2 separate regions of the Homo sapiens genome follow, and region 2 is linked to region 1. A link is a contact called in ENCODE Hi-C or POLR2A ChIA-PET data. All regions are on one chromosome and are shown on one strand. Each heading gives the region's core, a stretch centred on a gene start or an enhancer-like site at or near the end of the contact. The rest is flanking DNA. Distances are from core to core; before and after follow the strand shown.

Evidence for each region. A loop is a pair of places that touch in the nucleus more often than their neighbours do. ChIA-PET counts read pairs that join two places held with the same protein, here RNA polymerase II (POLR2A). Pooled maps may share reads with other maps.
Region 2: a pooled map shows a loop between it and region 1 (4-fold over the local background). The contact joins the promoter of USP51 here to the promoter of HUWE1 in region 1. A Hi-C loop is called at or near these places in 6 of 50 pooled maps. POLR2A ChIA-PET finds 5 or more read pairs at or near these places in 2 of 52 experiments (CD4-positive, alpha-beta T cell and CD4-positive, alpha-beta memory T cell).

Annotation. Positions count from the first base shown.
Region 1 is chrX:53,684,537-53,688,658 of GRCh38, forward strand. HUWE1 (HECT, UBA and WWE domain containing E3 ubiquitin protein ligase 1) reads right to left here and starts at 2,183. Exons shown (of 84, transcript NM_031407.7): 1 at 2,052-2,183; 2 at 1,734-1,832. RefSeq lists an enhancer at 1,527-1,606 and silencers at 1,817-2,116, 2,190-2,364.
Region 2 is chrX:55,487,417-55,491,538 of GRCh38, forward strand. It overlaps USP51 (ubiquitin specific peptidase 51), which reads right to left and starts at 2,432. Exons shown (of 3, transcript NM_201286.4): 1 at 2,360-2,432; 2 at 1,753-1,949; 3 at 1-1,572. The coding sequence starts at 1,523. LOC101928692 (a long non-coding RNA gene) reads left to right here and starts at 1,525. Exons shown (of 2, transcript XR_244468.5): 1 at 1,525-1,630; 2 at 2,449-4,097. RefSeq lists enhancers at 988-1,847, 1,365-1,804, 2,025-2,124 and silencers at 1,115-1,194, 2,515-2,624.

The DNA of each region.
Region 1 (4,122 bases), core at 933-3,432:
TTGAGGAAAATTTAAAAAGTCAACCTGTTTATTCTCACGCTTCCGGGCAAGGCTGTACCAATTAGCCAAACTCCATTCTGGAAGCGGAGCAAAGAGTCCCCCATTGTTACCTGTCTCCAGGAATAACATATTATCCTGGACTAACATTTAAAAGACGTTCAATCTCACAGTAAGCACACAAATGCAAATGAAAACAATGACATAACATTTTTTGCCCATTAGATAGGGAAAAAAATTTTTAAACCTACATTATCCAGACTCCTTCCCTCGCCGCACTGCAGGCTAACCTGAATCCATCTTAATCTAACTAAAGGCCATATCATTAGTTCTAGTTCCAAAGCCACCAATTTTAACTACTGAAGCTTTACCTTGGCATAACCAAAAAGATCCAATAAAGTGGTTTTCTCCAAACAAAGGAGTCTGCCCTCAAAGGAATATTCAAGCTTCGGGGATGGGGGGAAATGCCTGAAGCTTTTAATATGGCAGTTTTTCCACGTCTAGCCAACAGTGTTTCTCCAATAAATCTTGGGATCCAATCTGGCTTGATTTGTGGGCTTTTCCATTCTAATGCATTGTTCTGTCCGTTCTAATTTAAATAGTTCCTTTAGAGTACATTTTAATAGCCAGTAGTACAAATATCCCTATCTTTACTTACGTTTTAAAATATTTTTTTTCAGTTATTCTTAGCCATTTTTTTCCCCCGGATGAACTTTAGAATCATAGTAAGTTCCAAAAAAACTTGGTATATTTATTGAAATTGCATCAACTGTATAAACCAATATAGGAAAAATGGACATCACTAAAATATTGAGCCTTCTTATTCAGAAGCATAGTATTCCTTCTCTTTTCATGCAGATGTTCTTTTATGGTATTCGTCAATAAAGTTTTATAGTTTACTTCTAGGTATTTTTATTCGTTTCTCTTGCTATTGCGAACAGGTTTTTTATTATTAAAATTTCAAAATGCTTATTGCTTATAGATAGGAAAACTGCCTATATAAACTATTGATATTTGCCTATTTACAAACAAAAATATGATCAATTTCGCCAGTAATCAGGGAAATGCAAATGAAAACAATGACATACGATTTTTTTGCCCTTTAAATTGGCTAAAATTACAAAGATTGATAATACGTGTTGGCATAACTGTGGAAAAATAGGCACTCTCGCACAACATTAAAGAGTGTAAATTAGTACAGGCTTTTGGGAAGGCAATTTGGACAAATCTATCAAAATTCAAAATGCATATACACCCTGACCCAGCGGTTACTCTTCTAAGAATTTCTCCTACAGAAATACTCATACATGGCATGATACATATACACAAACCCATTCATTATGGCATTGCTTGTAATAGTCCCCTCCCTCCCCCAACAGAGAAACAAGCTAATGTATATCAATCGGGAAATGGTTAAATAAACTGTAGTACAATCATACAATGCAGCTGTTTAAAACCCAACATAAATTTGGATTCCCGGATATAAGAAGATCTACAAGACATATTCTCAGATTTTTAAACAAGCAGTTAGTCGAAATGAATGTGTGTGTGTGTGTAGTACCATTTAGATATCAAAACATATATATGCAACGCCTAGTAGTTACCCGCGAAGCCTGCCTGCCCGCCCCTCACCTTCCCTCTCCTCTGAGGCCGCCTTCCTCGAACCAGTGAGAAACGCTGAAGGCCCGGCCTCTACTCTCTCTTTAGGGCCACTTGGCCATGGCTAATGCCGGTACCTCGCATCCCCTCTGTCAGCCGCTCTCTCGCCGCGCCGCCGGCAGCTGCCGGGCTGCCCCCGAAGATGCGGCTAGCTCTCCGCTGGCGCCTGCCGAGGCCTGGGGGAGGGGAGAGGAGGCGGGGTTCAGGGAGGGTTGGGGCAGGCCGCCCTGCCCCTCCAGCAGCCTTTCCCGCAGGCTCCCCAAGGCCGCCACCTCCGCGCCTCCGCGCAGGGTCCCGTGGGAACTCCCCCCCCAACCTCGCCACTGCCACCCGCGAGAAACCGAGAACGGCCGCGCGTACAGAGCTCGCCCTCCAGCCCAGGGATAGACGCTCACCTCGGCCGCAATGGCTCCGCGGGGCCCGCAGGAGCGTGCGGGGTCCGCGGCCCTGCTTCAGCCCTGCTTCAGCCCTGCTCCAGCCCTGCTCCAGCCCTGCTCCAGCCCTGCTCCCCTCGCTAGCCCTCAGTCGAAAGCCTCCTCGCTTCGGCTCAGCTCAAACTCGATTTGGGGCTCCACCCACCGCAAGCGAAGCCCCGCCCCTGCCCCTCGGGAGGGAGCTCCCTCCGCGGTGAAGTCGGGTCCCTTGCAGGGGACCGCGCCTGAGCTACCCAAGGCCCAGTAAATGCAACCATAGAGGATGATAGGGTCGCTAAGAATTGGGATTTGATTCGAGGCACGGTGGAAGCCGCGGAAGGGAACATGATTTGATCTGATTTACCTTTAAAAATTAACGACCTCGCCAGATGCCTTGTGAAGAATGGGGAGTGTGGGGCAAGAGGGCAAGGCTGGACCCAGAGCGGAGGGTGGGAGACGACGTGGGAAGCCGACCACCCAGAGTTCACGCGAGCAAACCCTTAAAACACTTCAGGCACATAGTAAGCCCTCAATAAACATTCTTTTTTCCTCCTTTAATTATTTGGAACGGCAGTGCGATTGACAAGGATCCTGTAGAGGATCTGCATCTGTAAATACATGGGAATAAAAAGGACCTGGTGGGAGATCACCTGTTAACCCTACTTAATTATTGTGGGCTGCGGACGACATTGGAGGGGCGAAGAACTTTGACTTGGAACTCTAGCTACTTCGATAAGGTTTCAATTTTTAATAAAAAGTATGTATTAATTTAGTATTTAAAGACAAAAGCACTATTAAAAGAACTCCTGAGACATCGAGGAAATAAAAACTGTGATTATACCCTCCACTTCTCTAATTCCAGCCCTCCAGAGCAGTGGTTCATCCCTCGAATTGAGAATCTAATGAATGGGTCCCCCACCCCAATATATACTTACACATAAAATTTTGTATATGATCTCAGGAGATGTACAGGGCCCCTTCGAGATACACTGTTTCATTGAATATTTTTACAATTTTTTTTTTTTGAGACAAAGCATCACTCTGTCACCCAGGGTGAAGTGCAGTGGCACGGTCACGACTCACTGCAGCCTCGACCTCCTGGGCTCAAGGATCCTCCTGCCTGCCTACAGTCTCCCAAGTAGCTGGGCCTCCAGGTATGCGCCACCACGCCTGGATAACTTTTTATTTTTTGTAGAGGCGGGGTCTCACTATGTTGCCAGGCTGGTCTCAAACTCTTAGGCTCAAGCAGTTCACCCGCCTCGGCCTCCCAAAGCGCTGGGATTACAGGCGAAAGACCCGGCCCATCTGTAACATTTAGTGGCAACATGAAGCTATACTTTCTTTAGCATGTAATTAACTTCGGTTGTTCTTTTTTCATTTTAAAATTGGTTTCCTAATTACACATGATTATTGTAAAACACGGATAAATTTAAAGTTCCCCTTACATTCATATACACAAATAGAAAAGCATGGCTTTGTTTTTGTTTTTCATTTAAAAAATAAATAGCATCCTTTTTATGTATTGTTATGTTAATTGCTTTATTCACTTAATGTAGCTTGAAGATCTTTCCATGTCAATATATATAAATCTACCTCATTTATCTTACCTACTGCATAGTATTCCATTGAATGAATATACTGTAATCATTCATCTATGGATAAACACATGTTATTTTCAATCTTTGACTATTACAGTGGGGTTTTTTTTTTACTGTTAACAATGCTGCAATAAAATTCCTTGTACATGCTTTTTTCTGCAGATGCTAAAATATTTCTGTGAGATAAACATGGAGAAATGAAATAGTTGGATAAAGGTAGCACACATTTTTTTTTTTTAAGATAGTGTCTCACTGTCACCCAGGCTGGAGTGCACTGGTGCGATTAGGGCTTACTGCAGCCTTGACCTCCAAGGCTCAAGCGATCCTCCCACCTCAAGCAATCATCCCACTTCAGTCTTCCCTCGAGTAACTGGGACTATAGGCGTGTGCTATCACGCCTGGCTAATTTTTGTATTTTTTGTAGAGATGAGGTATCACTACGTTGCTCAGGCTGG
Region 2 (4,122 bases), core at 1,182-3,681, 1.8 Mb after region 1:
ATGGTGGTAGAAACACTATGGCAGGCTTGACATGTGACATCTGATTGCAGGCCACCTGTAAAGATTTGGTCTATGATGCAGTTACAGCAGTTGGGGTTATTGGCCTCCTGCCCACCACTATCATCTTTGCTGTGTCTATGTAGCACGTCTAATATTGCAATAAGGAACTCATGGGCATCCTGCTGCCTGTACCCTGCTAAATGTTCTGCATGGATCCATATCAGATGCAGTAACTTATAGGGAATGTGAGGAGTTCGGCTCCCAGAGTACATAGCATGAAAAAGCGAAGACATTTCACAGACCAGACACAAGCTGGGGCTTGTCATTATACATTTGTGCTTGTCAGAGAGGAAGAAATCTTTCAGTAGAGGAATATGGGTAAGTGCCTGGACAATACAATTCATAAAACAAGTGTTCCCAAGATTGATTAGCCCTCTCAGGCCTACAGTATAGACTGACTTTTTTCTTCTCTTTTTCTTGGGTTTCACCAATTTTGGCTCCTGTTCCTTTGTCTCACAGGTTGATTGCTTGTCTTCAAACCCTGATGTCATAAACTGTTGATGAGAAACATCTGTTGAGGTGGAAGTTAATAATCTCAAAATTTTTTCTTTTGTTTCTTTGGCAATCTGTTCTATGTCTTTGTCATATACATAATCCTTACACATGAAGCAATATATGACCCCATGATAAAGGTCTACAGCTAAATGGTGCTGCTTTGTTTCTGCATGTTTGTGAATATGTTTCTCAGTGAAGCAGCCAAAAAAGACACAGGAGAGACAAGAGTGGAGTCTGTTCATATGGGTACTACATACGTGACAGATGCATGACTTTGCTTTACGTTTCCTAGTCTCTGGGGTCCCACTCCAAACGAAACGCTGGTAGATCAACCTCAGGTTCTTCTGCCAGTTCTTACCTACTTTAAAGCTCTCCACATGAGAGCAGCCTGTGGGACCCTGACCAAACTCGACCTCCAGCAACCAGTCCCCTAAGCCGCCAGGATCCCCCGACCCGTCTAGGTCACCAGAGCAGCTTCTCCGTGTCTGAGGCCTGGACCCAGGCCGGGATCTGCGCCGGGATCCACGCCAGGCCCTGGGCCGCGGTGCGGGTGGGGGCGGGGGTGGCGGCGGGGGCGGGGGCCGGGCTGGAGGCGGGGGTGGGGCCGAGAGCCCAGGCTGGCTGCGGGAGCGGGCCCGGGGCTGGGGCCGAGGGCGGGGCTTGCGGCGCGGGCAAACGGGCGAGGAGCTGCTGTGACAGCGAAGGGGGATTGAAGGGAGCACCTTCTCGTCGCCGCCGCTGCTGCTCCACGTCAAGTTCTCCTCCGGCGCGGGCTCACGCTCTTGTAATGGCTCCAGCTTCATCTCCTCGGCTTCACGTCTCGAAGACGCCTTCGTAGCCCCCGCCGCCGCCTCCTCCATTTTCCCCGCCTTCTCAACCGCCTCCTCAGGAGAGGCTCCTCCCCCACCTCCGGAGATCCAGCGGACCCCAGAGCCGGAGGGCAAAGAAGTTTCTCGAACCTGGGCCATCAGATCACTCCCCGACCTGAGGAGCAAGGCGTCTGGAAAACAGCTGCGACTGTAGATGAAAGGAGACAGAGACTTCTGTGAATGATCTGCCCAGCGTCATGGCCGCGGTGCGCAGTTAGCGCCCCCAGGACCCCTCCCATCGGCCCTTGAGCTCAGCCCGCGGCTTCTGTCGGCTCCACCCACTCAACTGAGAGGCCCCTGGAGCTGATGGGGAGACCGAGGCGGTTACCTGCTTCAAAGGCGATCAGATCATGCCAGGGGACTGGGAACAGAAGGCTAGCGAGCGGTGGGGGTGGGGAACGGCCTGAGCTTTAGGACAGAAAGGATGGAAACTTCTTTAAAAAAGGCGCCACCCTCTGACTGCTTTTTTGCGCCCTGCGCAGCCTCGCTTTGGTGCAGCTTCCTCTGACGTTCTTTCCCTGTATCCTAAAAAACACTTGGGTCAACATTTTCTCTCCAAAATGGCTGAAAGGACGCACTTTTGGAAAATGAACTCACAGGAAGAAAGTGTCCCTCTGTTTCTACCTAACCTATACTTCTGTGACCCGGTGTGTTCCACTCTAAGCCGTTGCCCCTCAGCGCACTTTCGGTCCACCCAGCTCTTGCGCCCTCTCACGCTTTTTCGCGCTTGTGCTCTCACACCCCTTTTCTTGCTTCTGCGACTTCAATTCCTATGATTTCTCCTAGAATTCGGATTACTACTCCCTCCCTTCACGCATTTGCCACCTCTATGGCCACCACTATCCTCGCGCGACCCCCGAAGTCTCCGCTCCCTTTTCCCTCTCCTGCCCCCGCAACACCCCCAGCCCGGCAGTTTGTTTAAAGGTCTGGGTTACCTTGGGCCCCAGGCGCGTGATATAGAACGTCAGCAACTGCTGCTGTCCAGGCGCTCCTCAGCCAGCCTTCTCTCCTGACCTCTCCTCAGGGCTGGTCACAAGGGGGCCGCCCCCTGGCCCCTCCCCTCTCGACGTGCGGCCCCCAACCCCGGATTCTGCCCTCCTGCAGTGATGAATGGCACCGCTGTCCCGCGCAGGCAGGCAAACCTCTTCCTGAAACAGACTCTGCTGGAGGCAACAGCAGCAACAGATTCTACAGAAAGCCCCTGAAATGGAGGCTCAGGCCTCACCTAGCTCCAGGCCCGCACTCCACAGAAAAAAAGATTCACCCGGCGTGGGGGTGGGGGCTTCCAGAGATGGCAACCCTCTGGCAGGAATCCCTCAGGATCCTGTCAGAGCCTGGTCTCTGGGAGTTGACGGAGGGAGGGAGGGAGAGAGAGAGAGAGAAAGAGAGAGAGATTATCCCAGAATGTGCAGGGGAGGAAGCATAAGCAAGGGCTCAGGCTCAGAGAGACCTGAGCCCAGGCACATGCTTGCTGTGTGACCTCGGATAAAACACTTAACTTCTCTGAGCCTTAGTTGTGTCAATTTTTAAAGAGAAATTGAAATAATAACCCTAGCCCAATGTGAACACTGAGTCATAGTATATATCAAGTAAAAGACCTTTTTGGCGAGCTTTATCTGTCACACCTCTTTTTTCAGTCCGCTCCTGAAAATCAGCATAGAGAACAACTCCTGATGCAGAGTAGAGGAGAAGAGAATGCCTTTCTCTTTCAAAGCTCTCTCAAAGTTATGGCTCAGTTCACCCGATCATCCATCCTAGGCAGTCCATATACAGGAGCATGTATTCAACAAAGATGCCATAGGTGCATTATAGCGCTAGATTGTGCTGGGAGAAGCACAAGATACAACTGTTTGTGTCCTGAAGTCCATACGCCAGGAGACTTTTCCTTTTCTTTGACAGATCCGGCATCCAAGGCGACAACCCGGAGGAAAGCTATCTCCAGGGCTTGTTGCCCTTCCGGTCCAATCCCAAGAAAATTACGGTTTATTACAGCGGATGTTTAATGCTACATTTAATCTCTCTGAGAAAGTCACACACCTCCCCTCAAAACCTCACGATTAGGATTCAGCTCTCTTAACTTGGCAGTGGCATCTAGTGGATACCTCCGCACAATGGATATCACTGATTTTGTGACTTGGTTTAGATTCGACCATATCTCAGTCACATACTAGCACCCGGAGGGAAAGTGCTTTGGAATTATAGACTGGCTTGTGCAGGAAAACGTGCTTTTTCTCCCCTAGGGAAGGGCATTTTCTCAGCCACAGCTAAGCAAAGAGTTGCTCCACTCTGGGTTAGCAGCCCTAGAAGGAAATGCTGAGTCAGTCATTTGCTAGCTGTGCCACCTGTGGCTTGGATCCCAGCTGCTCTGAGACAGCCCTGCACCCTTTATGCAGGCAGGGAGGCAGGGCACAATTTATAAATACTTCTGTCTTCTGAGCCTTCGCTTTCTCCTGTGCAAAATCAGAATCATGAGAATGCCAGCCCTACCTAGATTGGTTTATTCAGCAGATATGTAAAGAGCACCTACTGCTGCACTGGGCACTATGAATATACAGCCAAACAAAACTGGGCACAAAAGCAAGTAAGCCAGAGTCCCTGCCTGAGGTCCACATCGGGAAATGCATAGGAATGTGCTGTGAAGATTAATGTTAGTTAATAAAGGCCTAAAAACCACTCGTAATCAACAACTTAATATTTG